2 separate regions of the Mus musculus genome follow, and region 2 is linked to region 1. The links are chromatin loops, found by intact Hi-C in ENCODE. Cell type or tissue: heart. All regions are shown on one strand. Each heading gives the region's core, and the rest is flanking DNA. Links, peaks and the distances in the headings are about the cores only.

Region 1 (7,525 bases), core at 2,260-4,759:
TCCTCCTCTTTCCTCAGGACCCTGTAGACACTGGGCCTCCATCTTGTAGAAACTCAGGCTGCTGGTTGGTGAGTGCACCAGGGACCCAGGTCACACTCAGGTCATATGCTTTCAGCCTGTGGGTTTGCCAGGGAAGGTGAAGGAGAGAGCACCCTCCCTCCACCTTCTCCCCTGCCCTCACGCTTCTCCTTTCTACCTGATTCTAGGAGCCAGGATCTCATTATCTCCAGTGATGTTGAGGGATAATAGGCTACACTTGAAGGCTGCTTTTCATCTTCAAAGCCCTTGGCAGACTGTTCATTAGCCTCTCCACCCCCACCCCACCCCCAGCCTGCCCCTTGATAGAGATAAGTGCTCTTAGGTTAGGAGGGGCACCCAAGGGATGCCAGGGACTTCCCCTCAGGATACAAGACTGAGCAAAAGTCAGAGGGGGAAGGCTTGGAGCCTTGGATTCTGGCACCTTCTCTTTATGGACCCGGACTCCCTGGGCTCCTTCTTTCCTAGTAGGAGGGTAAGATAGCTTGGGGCAGGAGGTCAGATTCCAAGATGATTGAGGAAGAATCCAATCTAGAGATGCCCCGTCCTTTGACATGGCAATGGTGTTGCATCTGCAAAGTTCAGGCTTTATGGCAGTGCAATCAACTTATAAAAGAAAATGTGTCTTTTAAAAGAAACCCTCATATTTTAAGCAATGTCATGACCTTGTATTGAGTCACCTTCTTAGCTATCCTGTGATGTGTGTGGTTATTCGACACAGCTTGGATAGGCCTACTGCTTAGCCTACTGCTTCTTCTATAAAGTGATGTCTAAGATCTGATTGGACCAAGGTCAAGAAAGTGACTAGCACTCCTCTTGGGGTTTAGGGTGGATGGCTGTGAATAATTTGGGGTGGGGTGGAGGAAACTTGATGATTGAGAGAGACCAGTTGGGTGGGAATGGGTTCAAGAGTAGAGATTGGCTCCTGTGCTTCCCCGACTGTCCCAACCCTTAACCCCAAGGCCAACATGAACTATCATTTATCTGCACATTGCCAAGGGAGGTCACTTCTGTCTGCCCAGTCTCTTTTATTGAGCCAGAAAATCAAGGCAGATGGAGATCCCAGGCAGGCCTGGCTTTTGAGTCTCCCAGAAATGGGTCCCCATCTCCTACACGCCACACACTCGAAGACAAATGAGGGAAGCTCAGCACAGTTCTGGGAGGATTGAGCAAGGTTGCTTGTGTGGTATCCATGGTGGCCTGAGAGGTCAGGAGCTGTCCAGTGACCCGAGTCAAGGGACGTGGGATGAGTGTTCAGGTCCTTGATCACTGTGGGGAGGGGCTTAGGCAATGGGCTTTATCAGCCTCTGTCGTAGGTTGCTATGGGACCCAAAGAGGAGACCTGAGAAATATCTCCCATCCTTGACAGTCATTCCTTAACATTCTGGAACCTTCTACATTTCAGAGCCAGAAACTCATCTTTTGCCCTACGCAGTGCACCAAGGAAGTTATAGAACAATAACTTTAAAAATATTTTTACATTTATTTATCTTATTTTATGGGTATTTCACCTGCATGGATGTGTGTGCACCATGTGTGTGTGACTGGTTCCTGAGGAGGTTAGAAGAGGGCTTTGGGTCCCCTGGCACTGGAGTCACAGAAGTTTATGAACCACTATGTGGGTGTTGGGAATTGAACTTGGGTTCTCTACAAAGGGAATAAGTGTTCTTCAGTTGCTGAGCTATCTCTTCAGCCCCATGACCCCATGAAATAGAATTTAATACTTCATGCTCTTTGTCCAAACCCACCAAAAGCAGGAATTAAATAAAATGTGGGGCACACATCTGTAATCCCAGCACTCCAGACGTGCAGACAGGAGGAAAGAAGTTCTGGTTTATCCTTGACTACCTAGTGAGTTCATGACCAGCGTGGGTGCTTGTGAAATGACCTACCGACCAAGTAAATAAGTAAATAGTAAGGAAATAAGGTCCCTGCTTTCCCCCCCATATCCATCTCAGTATCTCAGTCACAGTAAGAGATCAGTAAGTGTTGAATGAAAAAAAAAAAAAAAAACCCTCCACTGGCCAGTATACAAGACCACTCCCAGGCATATTAAATGAGAGTACAATCATCCATTGAATGGGCTTCCTTCAAAAGAGCCATATATCCTGGAAGCTCCATTCCAGACGCCCAGATGGCAGGGCCTGGGAGAGTTCCGAGTTATTCCTATTGAAACTGTTTCCTCTCAGAGGTCCAGAGTTCAAAAGCAAGGCATTTGCCACAAACAATTGGTCCAGTGTGAGAGGATGTGGCTGGCTGGGCTCCAGGGCCTCGTGGGACTTTGAGCAGTTACTAATGCAAATAGAAGGGAAAAGACTTATCCCGGGGGCAAATGTGGTCACCCAGAAATGCAGCCTCTGGCAACAGAAGGGAAAGAGAAGGTTAGGCTCTGTGCTTTGGGGAGAATGTCCTAGGACTTTGGAGGGGACTCGGGACTTCAGTCAGGAGGTGTAGGCCTCAGCAGAGAGCTAGGTCTCACATAAAAGTTTCTGTCTCTCTCACCTTTGTCTTAAGGCTGAGGGTAGTGGTGGCACATGACTGTTCACATGAATTAGTTAGCGGCAGAGGGCATCAGGTGCTCTGACCTGCTATTGTCTGCCTTGTCCCCTTGAGACAGGGTCTCACTGAGGCTGGAGCTCCCAGTTGAGGGTTGTGCTAGTTGGGAATCCCTGGTTTCCACTCTCCTCAGTGCTAGAGTTACAAGAGGGTCACTTGGCTTCCACATAGGTCCTGGGGATTTGAACTTAGGATCTCATGTGTGAACATTAGACACTCTTATCCACCAAGCCATCTCCCAGTGCTCAGAACTAAGTTTCTGTTCACCCAACTCTGACTCATTTCCCAAGGAAAATTTTCGCAGTTCAGGGTTATGGGCAGGCATATCAAGGAATCTTCCTGATTGGCGCACTGACTTCAGAATGCAGCTCTTTCTCTCTTGTGCTGAGGATAGCCCTCTACTGAAGGTAGGTAGTATCCGTGAGTGACCTTCTGCTGTGACATTTGTCCCTGCATTGCTGACTATGCACATGGTCTTCCCAGCCTTTGTCCACACCTTCCCTCCTTTCGAGTCACCTCTTCTCATATACTGGGTCCGATCATCATCCATTCTATGAAGGCTTTCTCTTCTCACCACAATCAGTAGGGACCCAGAGAGTAAGTGTGGAAGGAAAAGAGAAAAAGGGGGCAGAGAGAGCATTTGGAGCTACCTGGATGTTTGTCACTAGGCATGCATTGAGCATCCAGTACCATGTGCTGTGCGGAACTTGCTGAATGTGCACATTCCCAGTCCCCTCACCACGCCCCAGCAAAGGATTTCATTCCTACTCAGCTTTAAAGGTGTGTGTGTGTGTGTGTGTGTGTGTGTGTAGGGACAGTGTGTGGAGGACAGAAAACAACTTTTTGGGGTTGGTTCTCTCCTTCCGCCTTTTTTGAGTTCCAGAGCTTGAACAGATGTCACCGGGCTGGCCCCGCCAAGCTCTTTCACCCACTGAGCTGTCTTGCGGGTTTTCATTCTCCTTTTAAAGCCCATGCTGTGGTAGCAACTGCACTACACTCCTGCTTCTCCTTCTGGGCACTGGGTGGAATTTCACTTCTTGACCCAATGTGCTTAGGTGGAGCCATGGGAACAGTTCCAGACAATGATGTGTGAGAGGAAGTGGCCATCATTCTAGGGTGACGAGTGCTTCCTGTTTCTTCCTGCATGGTGACAGGCCAGCAGTGCTTGAAGAGGTGGCTGTTTTCCCCAACTTTCGCCAAGTGCCTCCCGACCTAGGATACACATAGAATACTAGTGAGCAAGAAATCCAATTTGATGACTTACCACAGAGGTCTGGACTTGTTTTATCCAGCCCATGCTGACCAAAGCATGGTTAGTGTTGATCGTTGCCATGACAAGATTTGGAATTACCTGGAAAGGGAGTCTCAGTGAGAGATTGTGTAGACCAGAAAGGCCTTTGGGCATGACTGTAAGGGTTTTTCCTTATGTGGGTGAACTGAGATGGGAGGTTCCACCCTGAATGTAGGCCACACCGTATATCATGGGCTGGATGGCCCCTGGACTGAATAAAAAGAGAGATGGAGTGGAATGTAAGCATCCCATAACTGCTTCTTGACTGTGAATACAACGTCATGAGGTGCCTCGAGCTCTGACTGCTGGGACCCTCAACCTCCACATGATTGAGCTTAGTCAGTCTTCTCTCCAGTAAGTTGCCTTCATCAGGGTATTTATCATAGCAACCAAACCCCAAAACCAAACCCAAGCCTTGGGAGGATCTGAATAGCTCTGGGAATGAGGTAGCATTGATTAAACACTTCTACTGAAAGGTGAGGGGGGCCAAGCAACTGGGCTCAGTGTTGTTGCCTCAAAGATGCAAGGCATGGGTCTCTTTTGGTCCATCTGGAAGGATCAGCCCTGAAACTTGTGCTTGGTCCACACAGAAACCTTTTGGCTAGCCTGCCCTGTGCATCCACAGTGGCCCCACAGGACAAGGCAGGGCAGGGCTGGTGGGAAGAGAGGGCTCCCAGGAGGGCCTTTCCCTATCTATGCTCCCCCCCACCCCGTCCCCCCCCTCCGTGGGCTTCCTTGTCTTTTTAAATGACCATGAAACAGCTCGAAGACAAGTGCCAGCTAACAAGGTTAAAGGAGCCTTAAAAACAAATGACGCCACCCCCCCACACTCAATTCACTGCTGAGTAAAATTTGTCACTTCAGTAAGCATTTTATTGGTAATTACAGAGTTACTTTATTTGCATATTACAGAGCTGTGAGCAGCCCTGGCGAAGATGTTTAGTGTCCCTGAGCATCTTGGAGGGAATTACTCAACCCAGACAGGGAGAATTCAGTAATTATTCCCTTAAAACGGGAATTTGCTAATAACTTTGCAGTAGATCACTTTATTTTTTACTACCCAATAAAGCAATTAAATAATAAGCAATTAAGTGCCAAAGTGACTCTGCAGAAGACCTGGCCCAAATCTGGCCTCTGTTGCATTTTGAAGGGGCAGTTAAGTCTAGCTTCAGGAACACCAGAATCAGGAACCAGAAAAAGCTGACACCAGGTTTCCCCCCTCTCGTCTTTAGAGTGGGGTCCAGGAGCCCAAGATGGCTGAAGCGCCATCTGTACTTGGAATAAGGCCCAGCGGTCCTCCCTGAGGCCAAGCCTGAAGGCCCTGGAATCCAGCTGGCTGTGCTCACAGGTAGCTCCAGCACTTGTTATTCAGGTAACGTGGACAGGTGGCTCAGGCTGTTCCCGGCCTTCATGTTCTTCAGTAGTGAGGCTCCTGAAGATGCAGGTGTCACCTGGGGACTGTGGTGATCATGACGTAAGTGAAGTAGGGCTCAGAAGAGAGGAAGTAGTCAGTGAGCATGCAATCCACTGTCTGGCCCAGGGCCCACTGCCACCACACCAGTGAGAACTGGGTCTCTGCCAGGGAACGTTATGAAAGGAGCGAACGGAAAGGTGATCCGTCAGCAAGGTGTGGAGTGGTGGGCAGTCAGGGGCACTTCTTCCATAATGCCTTCACCTTTTGGAATCTAATCCTAGCCTTCAGGAGCAAGTGCTTCAGGGGGTCTGAGAACACTCACTGGGTATCATCTTCATCATCATTCAGAGAGAATGTGTGTGTGTGTGTGTGTGTGTGTGTGTGTGTGTGTGTGTGTAGGTCAGAGTACAACCTCTGGGAGTCAGTTTTCTCCATGTACCATGTAGGTTCCAGGAATTGAACTTAGGTTTAATAGCTTTGGCAGCAGCAAGCACCTTTACCTGCTGAGCCATCTTGCCAACCCCACACTGGGCTCCTTACATGAAAGACAAGAAGAGTGATACCTAGCTGAGGGCCAGGTTGCCAAGCGTCTGGAATCTAAGTGCATGCCTCGTCTGCATGGCTTCCTGTCAGGCAGAGTCCTCAAAGTTATCTTTCAGTGGACATGATCTTGCCCTCAGAAAGGAACGCTACAATTTCAGTCTGGCTCTCTCTTCACTTCTGATGGACGCTTCCTCGGCAGTGGTTTGGAACACTGGCTCTCCCTCTCTGTTAAGTATTTAATGACTTGAAAACAAACACTGGAGGAGATGCTACCTCAGGCCCAGAGTGTCTGCCGTCCTGCTCTTTCCGTGGTGGCTGAGTTCACCCTCTGTGTTATCTGTCTGCCAGGTCTGCTCAGCTGTGGTATAGTGATGAATAATGTAAAATGCTATTCCAGGAAGGAGAGAGAGATCACATACATCTTTAAAAAGACTTGCTTTCCCACCTGCCCCCACACCAGGCCCGATGACCCCGCCCACACACCAGGCCCGATGACCCCGCCCACACACCAGGCCAGGCGATTTTTGTCTCCAGGGAAGGTTGGGTAAGAGAGACCTCATGACTTGGTCACGCTATTAAAGACAAAGACAGCCCCCTGCATAGGTCTAGCCCTGAGGCCTGAAGACCATTTTCCAGTGTGGTGCTTTTTGACAGTATACCTAGGAGGTTTCTCTTTCCAGTGTGTGTGTGTGTGTGTGTGTGTGTGTGTGTCTAAGAGAGAGAGAGAGAGAGAGAGAGAGAGAGAGAGAGAGAGAGAGAGAGAGGTTTGAGTATATAGGCATGCGCATGTGCAGATGTTTGTCTTTATCACTGTCTGATATTTTGCTTTGATACAGGGTCTCTCATTTAACTGAAAGCTTGTCATTTCAGCTAGCCAGTGAGCTCTTAGGATCTGTCTGACTCTCCCCCATCCCCCATACTGGGGTTAGAGGTATAGACATCCATGCCCAGCTTTTTTGTGTGTTGGTGATTTGAACTTGGGTCCTTGTGACTGCAGAGCAAGCCCTCCTACCCATGAAGCCATCTCCCCAGTGCTCCCTTGGACTTTCAGTGTTGGTCCACATTAATAAGCCCTCTTAGTCTCTGACTCTGAGCAGGGTCCCATGTGAGTGGCGCTATGTCTCGTGGTGGCCTTTTGAGACCTCCTGTTGCTTTGTAAACACACATCTTACATCCCAGAGCCAGTGGGGAGGAGGAAGGATGTTTGCATGTCAACCTCAGGGAAGAGCATAAATATATATAAAGTGCCACCTTTAGGGCTGGGTTCCATCCTCAGGACCAAATTACCATGAAAGGGCTCTGCCTCTGATCACATCATGAGGCCTTGAACCTCATTAGCTCCTAGTACTAGAATAGTGAGGGGTTCATGATTGCTTTCCCTGACCAGTGTTCAGCCTTTGGACAGTCTGGCCCTTGCTTTTCCTAGCTGCAGAGATTTCCCCTAATGCTACACAGAAGTCAAATTGCATGCTCAAGTGGGGACCCTGCCAAGGCCCAAAGTCAGAAGCTCTGGGAATCAGTGTATCGGCAGACTGAGTGAGACCTGGTCCCTGGGGCTTTAGCTGTCAGCTGGCTTTGGGGGCGAGCCTTGATTACTGCCATTCACCACAGTTTATCACACACTCCCCTAAAAGCAAGGCCAGCTTTCATTCCCCTCCATGGTAGTAAGTACTGTGAAGGACTTG
Region 2 (7,525 bases), core at 3,198-5,697, 90 kb after region 1:
CCATCCAATCTGGCCACAAAGCAGACATTTACCTCTCCACATCTTCCTACTGGGCTCTCACCAGCTGCATCATGGACTTGAGGCTGGCAGAAGCGACTGTTATTTATTAGGCTACTTGCTTCTTCTTCTGCTCCTCCTCCTTTTGGTTTTTCAAGACAGGTTTTTCTCTTTGTAGCCCTGGCTGTCCTGGAATTTGCTCTATAGACCAGGCTGGCCTCGAACCCACCTACCTCTGCCTCCTGAGTGCTGTGATTAAAGGGATGCACCATCAGCATCTGTCTAGGCTTCTTAATTCTTGATCAAAGCATTGAGAGGACAGGGTGGGCAACACTGGGCTTCAGCTTCCACAAGACAGAGCCCAACAGGAAGCCTGGTTCTTAGTCTGAGCATGCTCAGAGCAGCTCGGGCTAGCTATTCAGTAAGTGCCCAACACACGCACACCATTATTATTCTTATTGAGTTTGTGATTAGTCTACATGGCTCCTGTCCATTGCTTGAGTCTTCAGACAAGCCCGGGGAGTAGGTGGGATGGCCTTTCTTAGATTTGGCAGGCAAAGCTGCCCTTGTTGGAATAGGAGAGTGTTTTGAGAGCATTATCCAAATTAGCCTGGGCTCAGTTCTTCTGACTCTCAGGCCAGAATGCTTTCAGCCTCTCTGGCTTGTTGTGTCTGTGTGGTGGTGGGTGGGTGTGGGTGCACGTGTGTATGTGTGTGGGGGAGTGTATACACACCCGTGTGAGCATGTGAACGGAGATGGGGAGGTCAGAAGACCACTTCAAGTCCTCAGACACGATTTCTTTTAATTTTCTTCTTTCTTCTCTTTGTTTTTGCAACAGGATTTCTCACTGGCCTGCAATTCATCAAGAAGCCTAGGCTACTGGTTGGTCAGTAATCCTCAAATAGCTACATGTCTCTGTCTTTCCAGTTTGGGGATTACCATACTTGGTTGTTTTTAGGTAGGTTCTGAGGATCAAATTCATGTCCTCTTGATGTAAGGCAGACCTGTTGCTGACTGAACTATCTCCCCAGCTCGCACACTACAGTACATCTTTAAAAATGAAGCCATTCAGTTCCATGCATGTAAGAGGTGTGGTCAAGCAGACATCTGATGGGCATGCTATGAAACGACAGAGACTACTATCCCCTCCCCTCCTGCTACACGTTCTGAAAATCAGTCTCAGGCTTTCGTATCAGAGAGCCCTGAGTTTGAATCCTAGCCACAGAGCCACAGTCACAGAACAGTGGTGTAGATTTAGGTTCTTTTCCCCAAGATTGTCATATGTATCTCTCAGGGTAGTTATGAGCATTATGGAGTCTAGTATACAGAAGGTGCTTAGCAGAAAGTCTTGAGCACACTTCCCGTGAACCCTAGTGAGCTACAACAAGCCCTGTGACTATGGGAGGATGACTGGATCTGACCCTGGTTTCTGACCTGGGCAATACCCTTTCTTTCTTTGGACTTAACATCTACCTAAGTTCCCCTATGTTCTGGCCATCTTAGCTCAGCCAGAGAGACTTGAAGCGAGGAGCTCAGCTAAGCTTGAAATTTTGAGATCAGTATTGCCAACCCTAGGCATACTAGAGTGATCCCACGGAAAAGACAGCCAGCATCCCTGGGTCCAGTCATACCTCCCCCGTTCTGAGGCCTCTGGTTTATTTGCCTACTCTTTCCTCCAACATGCTGCCCCTCCTCCAATGAGGAGAAGGCTGGCTTGTGAAGCAGAGAATCCGGCCGGCCGGGGATGATGCATCAGGCAGACAGCAGACATTTCTCCCACCGCTGGAACCGTCTCCCCCAGACACATTCTCTTCACCGTGATATCTCATTCAGCTCACCTAGAGAATGAAATTAGAAGTCACGTCAACTCTCCAGAGTCTTGTTAGATCAATCTGACTTACACAAAACAGGCCAGACAGAGTGTGAGGTTTCCATGAAATTAGGCTGTGTCCCCGGGGGCTGCCTCGGAGCTATCCAACATTTCAGAAAACTGCCAGGCACCCTTTTGCATAATTTATCAATTACACACGACGCAATTCATTGCAGGCAAGAGAAGGAGGCCTGACCTGGGATGGAGGGGGCCCTGGAAGCAGTGTATATGGAGACAGGAAACCTGGACTCTCATCTCCCCCCTCACAAGGATGATGAGCTCAGGTGGGGTCCTCATATTCTTGCAGGGTAGGGGTGTCCCCCCAGTCGCAGAACAGGATTTATATTTGATCTATGTCATTTGTTCCAGTGACATATTTGTGGAATAGGAATGCTGTGGTGGTTGGGAAAAGAGATACCCAGAGCTTGGGCTCTGCCTGGTGAAGTGTGGGAATAGTGAGTGTGGCCATGTTGGATATGGGGTGACCACCTAGAAGTCTGTTTCTCCAGTCTGCCTGGTGGTTGTTGTTCTTAGAATGCCCCTTACATATATCTTCCCTATTAACATCTTAGGTCATCTTTGCTAATGTGAGTTGACATCACCCTCTGGGGAAGTCAGCTGTGCTGTCGGGAGAGTCGAGCTTGCATGGACAGATGCTGAGGCACAAGTGCGGGGACCAGAAGCCGAGTGCCCACCGCTGCTGAAGCCATGTGTATTACTCAGTGGCCTCTCTCCAACCCCACCACACAGCCCCTCCCTCTTCTGGGCCCCACTGTCTTGGAACAGACTTTTTTTCTGGTGTCAACAATACTGGTTAGACTCGTTTCTTGCCTGTCTAAGGGCAAGAACACAGCCACAGCTGTTTCCCAGGCTCTTGGTCAAGGGCCTGTCTTATCATGGATGCCCAGGAATTTGATGGATGGCGGGGGAGGGGATTGAAGAACAGACAGGACCCACTTGGTAATGCCATTTCTTTGACTCCAGTTCAAGGCTCCTGACTCTGGATCCTAGCAAACCAGGTTCTTGCTCTTGACTTCTGTGTTACGATTGAAGGGCCACTTGAAGGCTTTGTAGGGCAAGACATCTGTTTTCAGTCCTCACACCCCCTCCAAAGGCCCATGTCTGACCACAGAACACATAACAAAAGGACTTGTGGGGAAACAGAATTTGAACCCATTTCCGATGGATAGCAAACTCTATATTCAATTTATTAAACCACAAACAATTTTATTATCTTGTTGAGTTTTGTGTGTGCATGTGTAGCTGTTCAGGTATGTATGTGCACCTACCAAGCTTAATTTGTTTGTTTATTTTATCTTATTGTCATTTGGGGGGGTAAGTTTGTCTGGGTAGCCCTGGCTGTTCCGCTACTCACTCTGCAGACCAGGCTGGCCTCAGACTCAGAGCTCTGCCCACCTCTGCCTCCTGAGTGCTGGGACTAAAGGCCAGTGCCACCACCGTGCCTGGCTACCTTTTACTGATATGGGACCTGTCTGTTGAACTGCTGGCCAGGCAGAGAGTTCTGACTGTCTCTGCCTCTCCAGTGCTGGGATTGTGAAGTGCTCACCACCACACCTGGCCTTTTCATGGCCCTGGTCACTACATGCAAGGCAAATACTTGACTGACTAAGCTCATCTCTGTCCCTCCTTGTCTGATTGTCCAAGTGCTCATCTTCAGGCTTTCAAGGACTCAGGCTATGCAGGTAGGAAGACTGAGAAGGAGCCAAGTCCTCCCATGGGACAGGAAGGGTTGGAAATTCATACAGGAGTGAACCTGCCCAAGGTTCATTCATAGCTAGCGGGGAGCTGTGAGTGTGGGACTCACCCCACAGTCTGCTGATACCAAGGCAGATAGGTACTCAGTATCAAACTACAGCTTAGGTTTTCTATTACGTTTATTTGTTTTTCTTTGTGATTTTTTTTTTTTAATTAGTGGGCCGAATTGAATACACAAGTCTCCCACCCCCCTAACCCAGTACCGTCCCCACAGCAAGGAACACAGCAGGATGAGGTTTCCTAACAGCCAGGAGCCCTCCAGTCACTGAGGCTGAACCAAAGGCAATTTCACTCTGCTGAAGTTCTAAATTATCTGCCTGGCAAATATGGGCTCTGATGATGAAACCTAGTAAGTACTCATTATCTTCCTGGAGGAGCGCCACGGTGTGGAGGCAGGATGGAGTCACGTGGGGGAGGGGGCTGGTTGTTACCTCTGAACAGAAGGGTCAGGAAGGTCAAGAGGTGGGGGAGCTGTGGGTGGTAAGAAACCAGGAGACCACGCCCCAGAACTTTCTAGAGAAGCTCTCTTGAATAGGCTGTGGTGAGCCCAGGGCTGCTGTCCCTTGGTCTAGGAGCACACAGGCTCATTTCTGAGCTGTGCCCATCCCTTTCAACTCCGAAAGGCATAGAGCGGTCCCCTGTGTCTGAGTGTGTGAGAGCTTAAGGAGATGGGGCAGAGCCAGCCGCTGCTTAGAGATGTCTGCAGGGGTGAGGGATGTTTGCTGCTATTGTCTGGAGGGAAACTCCTTAGCAGCTGTTTCTCCAGCCTCCATGGAAATTAAAGCCAGGAAGCTAAGCACTGGGTGATTGTGGGCTCAAGTTGCTTATTAATAGCCCACAAAGGATTGTCATGGGTTTCTAGGCAAAGCCCACAGAGGATTGCTGGGGCAGGGACTGCTTCCTGGCTCTGCTGCCTGAGAACACAACTTCCTCCAGGCTCCTCCCACATAGTCCATCTAACCTGCAGGAGCTCCCAAGCCCAGAGAGGCAGTGACCTTTGTGAACTGTGTCTGCAGGGGCATCTGGGTGACACGTTCCAGGTGTTTGAAAATGGCCTTTTGGAGCATCAGGTCATTTAGGCAAGCTGTCAGAGGTGTTAGGGTAGATTTCTTTGAAAACTCCTATCAAATCCTGCCTGCTGCCTGTATCTACAAATAAAGTTTTATAGACACGGTGGCTTGGCTCTTTCCTATGTCTTGTGTGGCTGCTTTCAAGCTATAAACTATGTGGATGCAAAAGGGACTGGTCCACAAAGCCTAAGACAGTTCCTCTTATTATTTAGGTTTTGCCCACCCTTTGGTAGGGGATGGAATGGATTTCAGAGTTATTCTGACACAGATTTAAATATCACTTTATTTTCTTCCTATATGCCCTTGGGCGTGGTCCTTCCCTGGCACCTTGATCTTTCCACTTTCAGAAAGGACTGCTGGCGTATTGAGCCTGTGCCTATCATGTATCAATTTGCCAGCTCCAGGCACCCTGATAAGAGCTTTGCCTGTCCCTCCTTGCTGCAACTGGAAGGGACACGTGCATCGTGATTTATGCAGTCTACAGAGTAGGAAGTAGAGACCCAGAGTGCTTTAGTAACTTGTCCGGAACAGCATAACCCTGGGATTTTAAAAGACAGGGAGTAAGGCTCCCAGTTTGTGTTCCTAACTGCTGTGCATATGGCCTCTCATTTTATGGCCCTTGTGGATCAAGGGATAACTGAACTAAACCTTTGCTCTAGAGTGTCATAGGAACCTAGCATGTGTTAGTCCTACCCTCCCTTCTTTATTCTTCTCAAGTTTTTTTTTTCCTGAATCTTCCCAGAATGAGGGTGCTAGACCTTCAAATTTCAGAGTTAGGTCATCACATCCCCACCTGTCATTGCCAATGCTGGGTATCATGCAGGATGCTGCATTTCTCTGCACTCTCTCCCTCTCCTGCCTGCCACGCTCTCCCTCCCACTGTTTAGTTAATAATAACATATCATGGTTCTGTCTCAGATGCATATCAGTGGTGTATAATTATTTATGGAGAAATAGACAGATGAGTCCCTGCTTGGACCATTTTCATGGGCAGCCCTACCTATCGCTTAGCATCCCTCTCTCCCTTAGTCTAATAACACTGTCCACTTTAGATCCTGGGGCCGTGATTTATTAGGTAATTTGTTTCTTCTCTGTGGCTCGGGCCTGCCTGTCATCAATATAATAGAATGATGGACGTGCAGACTGTAGACACCAGACATTAAAAACTAGGCAAATATTACCCATTTCAACTCCTTGTCTGGCCACAGCCAATCAGCAGCCAGTCTTAACCCCGGGCTTGTCTGAGGAGAAGAGAAAGATTGCTGAAGAACACCCAGGGCCTGACTTCCCACAAAATGGCTCTTTGCAAATCAGCGATCTGGTTCTGAGAAAATGCCCAGAAGATGTGTGCACGCACTTGTACACGCATAGGCACACACATACACATACACACATCTATATGTGCTCATGCATACACACACACACACACACACACACACACACACACACACACAGAGAGAGAGAGAGAGAGAGAGAGAGAGAGAGAGAGAGAGAGAACAGCATAAGAACAGCACAAGAATCCATCTGAGAGACTGAGGAGGAAAAGGGACAGATTAGGGAGTTTGGCCACTTACCTCATCTCTCTGGACCAGAATTGCCTCATCTGTCAATTGAGGAAGTGGATTAGGTAAGTTCCACGTGGCCTTCTAGCCTTCAGCGCTGTGATGTGGCCAAGGTTACAGAGGATAGAGGAGGCAGGGCTGAAAATTGAGCCCCTTGCTGTTTGATGTACTTTTAATACTCTACCACACTGTTGTCATTGATCATAATTGTAATCACGGCTCTCACTATCAATAGCTTTATCACAATCACTGAGGTCATATAGCTAATAAACGGTCTTTAATTGCATCATCAAGAGAATCATCAGCGCCGTTATCTCCAAGAGCATCTTGCCCTCCCCATCAGCGCACTGTTAATTTCACGGTATGTTCTGCGGATTCCAGTGTTTCTGGGGCTGGATGTTATTTAACCCTCTCTCTGCCATCCTAAGAGATTGGCGCCATTCCAATTGTTCACATTTAATAAACGAGGTAACTGAGGTTCAAAGCGGCTAAGTAACTTTTTGGAAGCCACATCATAGTCAGTGCCTGGCTTTGGATTCAGACTCACATCTGTTTCTAGAGAAGGCTTTCAATCACAGTGCTATTTATCATCAGTACTGAATCACAGATGATAGCTGTCCCTAGTGTGAGCATGACTATTTTCATCTACAAAGGTGTCACCAAGATGCACAATGGAGTCTCGTTCTTTCTCTCTCTGTCTCTGTCTCTCTGTGTGTGCATGTATGTTGTGGATGCTTGTGCACATGTGTGTGTGCACAAGGAGGCCAGAGGTCAACATCAGGTGCCTCCTTAATTCTTTCTGCCTTTTTTTTTTTTAGACAGTTTCTCTAACAGACCTAGAGTGTGTTGATTCATCTTGGTTGGCCATACAATGGGCCACAGGGATCCATGTGTCTCCACTTCCCCAGTACTGGTCCTACAGACCCTTGCCTCTACACCTGCTTTTATATAGATGCTGGGCTCTAAATTCAGGTCCACATGCTTGGCAGTTATCAGCTGATTCATCTCCCTGTACAGTGTAGCATCTTCAAAACACTAAGATATCATCACCATTGCTAATGTTGGCATCACCAGTGTCAACAACATTAGAACTGAAGCTATTTAAATATGAACACCATCATTAATGGTGAGCAGTCTGGTCATCGTCACTGCCATCAGGAGAGCAGTGGGTTTCTAGGGTTTCTAGGGATGGGCACAGCTCAGAAATGAGCCTGTGTGCTCCTAGACCAAGTGACAGGAGACCAGTGCTA

Evidence for each region. A loop is a pair of places that touch in the nucleus more often than their neighbours do. Peaks named below come from ENCODE experiments on the same cell type or tissue, not always from the same donor. Only the 100,000 strongest peaks of a DNase experiment are listed, where the experiment ranks them.
Region 2: it touches region 1 in a loop (2.0-fold over the local background); 1 of 42 quality-filtered maps calls a loop at or near these places.

What each region holds. Positions count from the first base shown.
Region 1 is chr9:61,346,022-61,353,546 of GRCm38, reverse strand. Gm39349 (a long non-coding RNA gene) reads right to left here. Exons shown (of 5, transcript XR_870815.2): 4 at 6,114-6,228; 5 at 4,819-5,372. Among named protein-coding and RNA genes, the nearest start is that of Gm39349, 10 kb to the right of the region's middle. In heart, for the core only: a CTCF peak has its summit at 3,615; a DNase peak (open chromatin) is centred at 3,686; H3K27ac peaks cover 586 bases; H3K27me3 peaks cover 2,500 bases.
Region 2 is chr9:61,256,517-61,264,041 of GRCm38, reverse strand. Gm51682 (a long non-coding RNA gene) reads right to left here and starts at 6,590. Exons shown (of 2, transcript XR_003948179.1): 1 at 6,288-6,590; 2 at 780-1,835. It overlaps B930092H01Rik (RIKEN cDNA B930092H01 gene), which reads left to right. Exons shown (of 5, transcript NR_045334.1): 4 at 836-955; 5 at 2,440-4,815. In heart, for the core only: no CTCF peak of the experiment used is centred there; DNase peaks (open chromatin) are centred at 4,071 and 4,441; H3K27ac peaks cover 421 bases; H3K27me3 peaks cover 1,526 bases.